Regions from separate parts of the Homo sapiens genome. Here regions 2 and 3 are each linked to region 1. A link is a contact called in ENCODE Hi-C data. All regions are on one chromosome and are shown on one strand. Each heading gives the region's core, a stretch centred on a gene start or an enhancer-like site at or near the end of the contact. The rest is flanking DNA. Distances are from core to core; before and after follow the strand shown. Region 1 has its middle 170 kb from the start of ADGRG6. Region 2 holds the start of PHACTR2-AS1 (PHACTR2 antisense RNA 1). Region 3 overlaps PLAGL1 (PLAG1 like zinc finger 1).

Region 1 (2,700 bases), core at 201-2,700:
GGCACTTACTACAGCCAAAAGTCTGTTGCCTAAATGCAGGGGAGCCACAGCGTTCTCCACAGGCAACCTTCTCATTTCTGAGAGCATGTGCCAGAGGATGTTCACAGCGGAAACCTGGCTGAGTGTGTTTAAGGGCCCTGTAAAGCATGAAGATAATGTCATTATTCAGAGGCATCGTGTTGAAAAATATTGAAAATGCTTTAAAAGTCAGTTTCTCTTTGTTCTTAACAATTGACTATTCCAGTTTGTCATCATCTTCAGGATTTAGTTTTTTTTTGGTTGTTGTTGCTTTTGTTTTTTACCAAACAGTAATCACTTTTGAGGGTATTGCTATCTCACAATTAATTCAATGAACTTGAGGGATAATGAATATTCAGAGCTGAAAGGTGTTTACAAGATCACCCAGTCTGATAGTTTACAAACTGTGCTCTGAGGAAACCTAAGATTCTAGGGGAGAAAGGAGGAAACTCAAGAGGAAAACGTCTCTTTCAACTCTAGCATTTTCCTTTATTATTTTAGGTTTTGAACTTCTGAATAAGAGTCTTAAAAAGAAAAAAAGGAAAAAACATTCCCTTGGTAAAAATGCTTGAACTTACCTAGTCCAATGCCTTACTTTTTACATAAAAGTAATTAAATAATTTGCTTAAGATCCCACAAAGGGGTCAGTGATGGGGCAAGGACTGGCATTCTTAATCCCTGAATTTGTGATTTCGAGAATCAGTGTGGTACCACGGATAGAGAAAATATTGGTCAACAGACTTGGAGCTAATCATTACCAGTGTGTTTGGGCAAGTCACTTTGCCTTTTTAAAGTATCTTCATTTATAAGAGAATTTTGTTGTATTTTGTTTTCCTTCCTTCCTTTTGCTATAATATTTTCTCTCAGAAATGTGACTTTCAATGAATGAGGAGCAGTGAGATGAAATTTTAAAAGACAAGACTGGGACAATTCTCTCTTCTTAATTGTGCTTGCAAGTTTAGTTTAGCACCCTCCATTAGAGCAGCTTTTGTCTCTTTTATTAACTAATGCAACCCAGAAGACCCTTGCACTTAGTAGCAGATCCGTTAATATTTGTTTAGTAGCTAGGTCTACCAAGCTCCAAAAAATTGAATAAGCCATTTTGTTCTAAGGGATGCGCCACTGTTATTAATGCTGTACTGCCATCTTCTGGTCACATGAATAATTACAGTTGCATCCGTGAAAATGAAATCCTTCAGGAACTTGTTCCTTTTTTGTTTTTATATTGCAGTAATAGCATTTAGAGAAAAAAAATTGTGGGAATATCTTATTGTTGTTATAAGCAAATTTTAAAGGTGATCTTTTTAGAGTAGGAAACGTTTACATTTTCTGTGCAAAATGACAAAAGAAATATGTACCCTCACCTGAGAAAGCCAAGCAAGCCAGGGAGAAGAAAGGCTGGAAGCTAAGGAACAGAGGCACCGGGAGGTAAAAGGAACCAAACCCCGGCGCTGGGCGCCGCCCTGCGGACACTCCGGTCCTCAGCTAGAGGGAAGGGGAGACGGCTGGGCCTATGGCGAGGTGGAAATCCTTCCTCAGAGAACTTATGAACTGTGAGCTTGTGAGAGTCCAGAAACCCTGGGAAAATGCCAGGTCCACTAGCTATAGGCCTGGTTCTTCAAAAGCAAGATTTCCCTCACCATATTTTAAAATAAACCCTTGTGGGCCTTTTTTTTTTTCTTAGAAGCCAAGATACGTTGCTACAAAGTGAGATTTTCCTCTGGGCTACAATTGTGTCCTATAAAATATGGATTGTTCTAGAGAAACTCTAAGGCAATAACTTCGAAAACCATTACATCTGATAAGCATTTCTGCTTTCCTGTTCAAAAAGTGTCCTCCCAGCTGGGCGTAGTGGCTCACGCTTGTAATCCCAGCACTTTGGGAGGCCGAGGCGGGAGGATCACGAGGTCAAGAGATCGAGACCATCCTGGCCAACGTGGTGAAACCCCGTCTCTACTAAAAATACAAAAATTAGCCGGGCGTGGTGGCGCACACCTGTAGTCCCAGCTACTCGGGAGGCTGAGAGACAGGAGAATCGCTTGAACCCGGGAGGCAGAGTTTGCAGTGAGCCGAGATTGCACCACTGCACTCCAGCCTGGCGACAAAATGAGACTCCGTCTCAAAAAAAAAAAAAAAGTGTCCTCCCAACACCCCCCATCTAAGATAAAGTACCTGTGAAGAGGAGACCTTATATAACCCATCAGCAGATGTGATTAAAGACTTTAAGATGGGGGATCATCCTAGATGTGATTTAGGAGAGACCCATGTAATCGCAAGGATCCTTAGAAGAAGGGGCAGGCAGACCAAAATCAGAGACCTGCAATGTGACACTTGCAATGGAAATAGACTGGAATGATGTGGTCACCAGTCAAGGAATCTTGGCCACAGCTTCCAGGAGCTGGAAGTGGCCAAGGATGGATTCACACCTGGAGCCTCTAGAAGGACCAGCCATGTGGATGTCTTTATTTTAGACCTATGAGACTTCTTTCAAACTTCCGACTTTCAGAACTTTAGGAGAATAAATTTGTGCTGTTCTAAGTCGTCAGTTTTGTGGTAATTTGTTATGGTGGCAATAGAAAATGAATTGAGTCTTTAATCAATAAGGGTTGTTTTAACATAATCACCATGCTATTATCACACATCACAAAATTAATAATGCCTTAATACCATCAAATATCATAT
Region 2 (2,712 bases), core at 53-2,552, 1.1 Mb before region 1:
GGGAGAGCCCCAGGAGAGTGGGGAGGGGCCTGCCACACCTGGGGTGAGTTGCCAGTCACCTCATCAGGACCAGCTCTGGGAGCTGAACTGAAAAGGCACAAAACTGCCAATCGATAGAAAGCTATTGATAGAACATTTTCATGGCTGTATTTGAAATGCAGTCGATGTCACCCCCCAAAAACAATAATATTTACTTCCATGTCACTGGCAAGTGTGTTACTCCTCATCTCACATTTTAATCTCCAGCACAGTGAGAGAAGCCGAAGTACAAACCCTGCATAAGATGACTGTGAGTACAAAGACATTTGTGATTAGGGCCAGCGGGTGGCTGAATGGAAAAACAAATGGGGCTTCACCTGTGACTCAGACCAACAGCAACCTCGTTTTTTAATATCAGCAAAGCAAATCATTATTTCTAAAAATGTCATGCACACATTTTAAATTCTTAAATGTTATGATGCCACGAATGCTGATCTTTGGTTAAATCTGATTTGAGCCTAACACACTTAAGGGAAACAGAATCTCTTAAGAGCAGAGAATAAGGAGAAAAACAATGAAATTGACCTCAAAGGATTGGACTGGGACTTTTATTATTTAGGTTCCTAGATTTAAACATTTTTTATAGTAATGTTTACTCATTCAAAAACATCTACTGAATCGAATTCTGTGAACTGGTTGTCAAAAATGAAAATCTCCTGGTCTGGTGGAGATTTCTTTAAGACATTCCACCATATAACTTATCACACGCAGCACTTCCCAAATCTTCAGTCATTTGAATAGCATTTCTCAGACTTTTGCCATATCTGCACATCAATTATACTTTTATCTGCTGGATATTTCTCCTTAAGTCACTTCATTTTCTCCAATGTTATTGTAAAAGAAGCATTTATGCAACCACTAAGAATGGGAAAGACACATCACTTGCCATAAGTGGAAAAGAATTATACATGTAAATATTTAAAAAACAGGTATGTCTATCTATATTCCACATAAAAATATCCTACATACCACCAGTGGTATGTAGGCCACAGTTTGGAAAATATGGCAATATAATCTAAATAATATAAATACATCAAAATTTTCAGGATGTACTCCCCACATACAAGAAAGGTTTAAAATCAGAGAACAGACTGAGGCCATTTTAGAGATGGAATGTGTAGTCAGAATAAACACAATTGTGCCACTGTCACAAATAATCCCCAGATATCATTGGCTTGACATCACAAAAATGGATTTCTCAATTACATAAAGTCCATTGTGGGCCACATGATTCTCCAAGGAGACTGTTGCCATGGTGACTCAGAGTTGAGGCCAATGGCGGCTCCACCATCCTGTGGCTATGATTCCTGAACTTGTGGTCTCCTCAGTTGATGAGGTGAAGAAAGAAAGCCTGGAGAATTATGCACGAGCTTCTCACTGTCTCAGCCCACAAGTAACACACCTCTTTCCCTCACAGCCCACACTGGCTGGAACCAATCACATAGCCCTGCCTAACTGCAAGGGAGGCCAGAAAGTGCAACACTTTCTCATGGTCACGGGTGAGCACGAAACATCTCTCCAAATATGGGTTGGGAAGATTAAGAGACTAGTCCAGAAGAAAACAGTCTCCAGGGAGAAATATATCTGGGAATAGGAATCGAGAAAGCAACCAAGAGAGCAGAACTGAGTGGATGAGAGGAACTGTCAGACCACATCTGCAGCTCTGATTAGTCAAATCCGAAATGTGCCTGTTGATCTACTATTCCGTGGAAATACTGGAATCACCAGCTCAATAATAAGAGGAAAGTAAATAATACCATACTTGCGTGGATAATTCCCCTCTGCTCATACCTTCATTCAGGTCAACATAGATCTATCATACTCCTACAGTGTATAAGGGACGTGCTAAGCTTGAAGTACATTCATTCTAAAAATCAAAATACAAAGGCATGGGAAGACTAAGAAAATTTCATAAACCTTCATTAAATTATCAGAAATACCTGGGATTCTCAGCTCCATTTATAAAGAAACCAGAGTTACAGTTCTTCCATTACTGATTGCTTTCTGGATTGAATATTTGAACTCTGCTTTAGTGATTCCTCTTGCTTATATGTGGGAGGAAGACCCCCTACCCTGAGCCAGCAGCTGGAGCACAGCCTGAACACACAGGTTCTCCCTCCTTAAGTGTTGGGCTCTAGATTCAAGGTTTGAGTACCATAGCCTTGATCAGCAGAGAGAACTAACTACCTAGTTTCTACAGCTTTGCTTACTGCCTCTAAAGATAGACATTAACACCTTATTTTTGAATATTAATTTAGAGTTTACAAGGGCCCTATAACCTTAATTCATCTCATCTCTGTAACAGTCCTGTGAAGTAAGAATTATGGTACCCATTTCATGGAGGAGAAAACTCAGGGAACTCAGGGGACAATCCTTTGGTGGTATCTCTAGTTGGTGGCAAAACCAGGTCTGGGATTCTGTTCCCTTAACTCTTGAGTGTCACTACTCAGTGGTTTTGTTTTCCAAGGAAGAAGGCCTGGATATTATGGATTTTTTTAAAAAAATCAAGGTAAAGGAAAATATGTAACAACAGAAAATAAGTGTTTATAATATCATGGTGAATTTAGAAAGGGTAAAATTGCGTATGTGATTATAATTATGTGAAAAGATGCATAGCGACTATACCAAAATTCTCTCCAGGGCATGACAGAGTCGTGGGAATCGCTGGAACGT
Region 3 (2,700 bases), core at 170-2,669, 1.5 Mb before region 1:
CTGCTGGCCTTTTGAATCTTGGGAAGAAGTGGCTGGAAAGAGATCTGGAAAACCTCATTCAGTGCCAAAGGGCAAGTTTTTCAATTGAATAAGCTTTATTTTTTTCTTTGTACTCCTAGTGTGTTTGGTAAGCAATGAGTCAAGGTTTACATCTGCTGAGAAAGAATGCAGGCGTTTTACTTGCCACCTCTTGTGTCCTTTCTACACGTGTGTTGTCCACACTGCCACTTCTTTCCAGTATAATTGATATGGTGTAGTATCCATAGGGAGAGAATGTGTCTCTTTCCCATTACATCCATAGCTAAATGGTTAGAACATGAGCTGTACATTGACACATGGTTCTATAGTACTTTTAATTCCAGTGTTTCATAAATACTGCCTATTTGTAGGGTGTTTATTTAGGTTACAGTGTGCTTTCAGATCCATTTTGTCTCAGTCGATTGTCCCAGCAGCCTGTTTACATACATCAGGTAACTATCACAAATGAGGAAACTGAAACTCGACACAGATAACATGGGTAAGTTGGAATTTGAACTGGGGAATCTTTCCACTGGATTCACAGAACAAGTGCCTGGATTTATAGCTTCAGGGTAAACACCTGAGGCTCAATCAGTAGCACAGTTGTGTCCAAGGAAAGCACAGCCTTGCCTTCCTCTCCTTTGATGGGAATACCAAGAGTCTGCCTGTGCCGTCCAGGACAGCAGCCACTGGCACTATGTGGCAATTTAAATTAAAGTTAAATAAAGTAAAAGTTTCAGTTTCTCAGAGGCACATTTTGAGTGCTCAGTAGCCATCACATCTGTAACATTTCCATCATTGCAGAAAGTTCTGTTGGACATGCCAGTCATCTCATAAAGCAAGAATTGGGGAGAATCAACTTACTGAGATAAGTTGAGAAAAGTGTATATGCAGGGTGTTAAGTAGGTGAGAGAAATGTAAAACCTTCCCCAACAAAGCAGCTCCTTCTCTGAAGGGGCGAGTGGGACGAGTGCTATTTTGAGTTCAGCTATAAAGGGAATGAGAAAAAGATGCATTTTCAAACTTCATACTCTGTGTGTGTTAGTCTTTTTTAATAAACCTAGAAAGAACACAGAGCAATTCTAAGTGAATGAGTGTGTTTTATAGCTGGGCCGGTATTATGGCCAAACTTAGGCTGGGTGAGAAGTAGAACAGATCATGATACCTAGCAGAGCAAACTCGGCAGGCGGAATAGAATTCCTAGAAGGAGTTATTTTGTTTGTGACCAGGGCTGTTGAGGATTCCTCAAGATAGGGCCTCAGGCATGAACTAGAATACTGGAAGGGAACCAGGGGTTGGGGGAAAGGGGTTTGGGCAGAGCCGGGACAGGTAATTAGTTAAAGTCACACATAATTGCAGAGGTTGTGTGTGCTGCTAGAATCACAGCCGTCACAAAGAAGGTGTGGTGCCAAGGTGCTGGCCGAGGACTCCTGTGTGTCCCCTGGTTTGGATTAGCGCTGACCAAAAGTGCCCGAGTCAGCTTTCACGTTTCCAAGTGGGTGAGGCAGGATGGTGAGGGGTATTTGCTTGGTACCGCGAACTCTGTCCAGACACTGAAAACATCTACAACAGAAGATGAGGAACTCTACAAGTTTCCTGGAATTTTTGCTGGTTAGAAAAGGAATATGTGTTTGGTTATGTCCGTGTGCTACATAATGCTATATTTAAACATGTTTAAACTGTTATTACAATAAAGTTTCATCTAGTTAGACTCATACTTTCTGATCTGAAAGTAACCAAAAAGGTAAGTAAAAATTAACTTTTAACAATAAAGAGCAACTCTAGAGACATGGCAATAAATGACTGCAAGGAGCAGGGAGGGCTTTAAAGACTCACTGCAATTGGTCAGTTTACCATGAAGTGCCCTGCTTACTGGCAAAGTTCAGCAAATGCTGGCCTGTGGACAAAAGCTACTCAAGTGTACTTCACCTAAGCATACAGTACTCTTAATTTTTTTAAGTATTGGCACTTGAAAGGTGAGCATTTGCCCACCTGAAAATCTCTCTCTAGAATAGCACAGGGTGGTAGTGATCCAGGGCTTTACCCTGGCAGGTAGTGGCAGGTAGAGGCCGATTTGAAACCTGCTGTCAGAGTCCAGGGATGAAATGTGGGGGGTTGGTCCAGGTCCTGAGAGTGAAGCTAGGAGGAGACATCTCCAAGTGTAAATTTTTGGAACACAGTTTCTCAGCTTGGGTGGAAAGCCACCCTAGTAAGTGGAGTATTGTTCATGATGCAGGCTCAGACACTTCAGGTTCCTCCAATGATGGCCAATTGGTAGAAAAAGAAGAACCTGGTTTTTGGTGACTCTGGCTGAGTCAGAAGGATGATAATGATTTGGGTTTGAGACAAGTTGGGTTTGAGGAGGCAGTAGGCCCATCTCCTGGAGGTGGCCTACCAGCAGGTAGCTGGATGGGCCCTCCAGGGTAGGGCCAGGGAATGAAGAAAGGTCCATAAACAAAAAAGGAAGAGATTAGTAGAACTTACTAGAGGATGGTGCCTACAAATCTGAACGTGGCCTGGGCTGGTTCCTGAGCTATCAGCTTTGTGCCACCACATCAGTGCAACTAGACTAGACTAGCTTCATGCACATTCTGTTTATATCAGCCCTTCTGCAGAGTAATCTTACAAACAAATTGACTTAGGTGTATACAAATTATTTCTTATCCTCTGGAAGTTTAAACA

Evidence for each region. A loop is a pair of places that touch in the nucleus more often than their neighbours do. Pooled maps may share reads with other maps.
Region 2: a map of natural killer cell shows a loop between it and region 1 (6-fold over the local background). The contact joins the promoter of PHACTR2-AS1 here to the enhancer-like site in region 1. A Hi-C loop is called at or near these places in 6 of 168 maps with a recorded cell type or tissue (CD8-positive, alpha-beta T cell, GM12878, naive thymus-derived CD4-positive, alpha-beta T cell and 1 more), 15 of 37 single-sample maps with no recorded cell type and 13 of 50 pooled maps.
Region 3: a loop to region 1 is called in a map with no recorded cell type, with 4 times the contacts of the local background. The contact joins two enhancer-like sites. A Hi-C loop is called at or near these places in 1 of 168 maps with a recorded cell type or tissue (CD8-positive, alpha-beta T cell), 4 of 37 single-sample maps with no recorded cell type and 8 of 50 pooled maps.

The regions. Positions count from the first base shown.
Region 1 is chr6:142,473,386-142,476,085 of GRCh38, reverse strand. No RefSeq gene overlaps it. Among named protein-coding and RNA genes, the nearest start is that of ADGRG6, 170 kb to the right of the region's middle. Within about 2 kb of position 1,450, at least 3 of the 41 ENCODE cell types and tissues checked have a DNase peak (open chromatin) inside an H3K27ac peak, as active enhancers do.
Region 2 is chr6:143,567,929-143,570,640 of GRCh38, reverse strand. PHACTR2-AS1 (PHACTR2 antisense RNA 1) reads left to right here and starts at 1,302. Exons shown (of 3, transcript NR_027113.2): 1 at 1,302-1,781. It also overlaps a transcript of PHACTR2 not described here.
Region 3 is chr6:143,948,926-143,951,625 of GRCh38, reverse strand. The region is part of intron 6 of PLAGL1 (PLAG1 like zinc finger 1); the gene reads left to right. Among named protein-coding and RNA genes, the nearest start is that of HYMAI, 58 kb to the left of the region's middle. Within about 2 kb of position 1,419, at least 2 of the 41 ENCODE cell types and tissues checked have a DNase peak (open chromatin) inside an H3K27ac peak, as active enhancers do.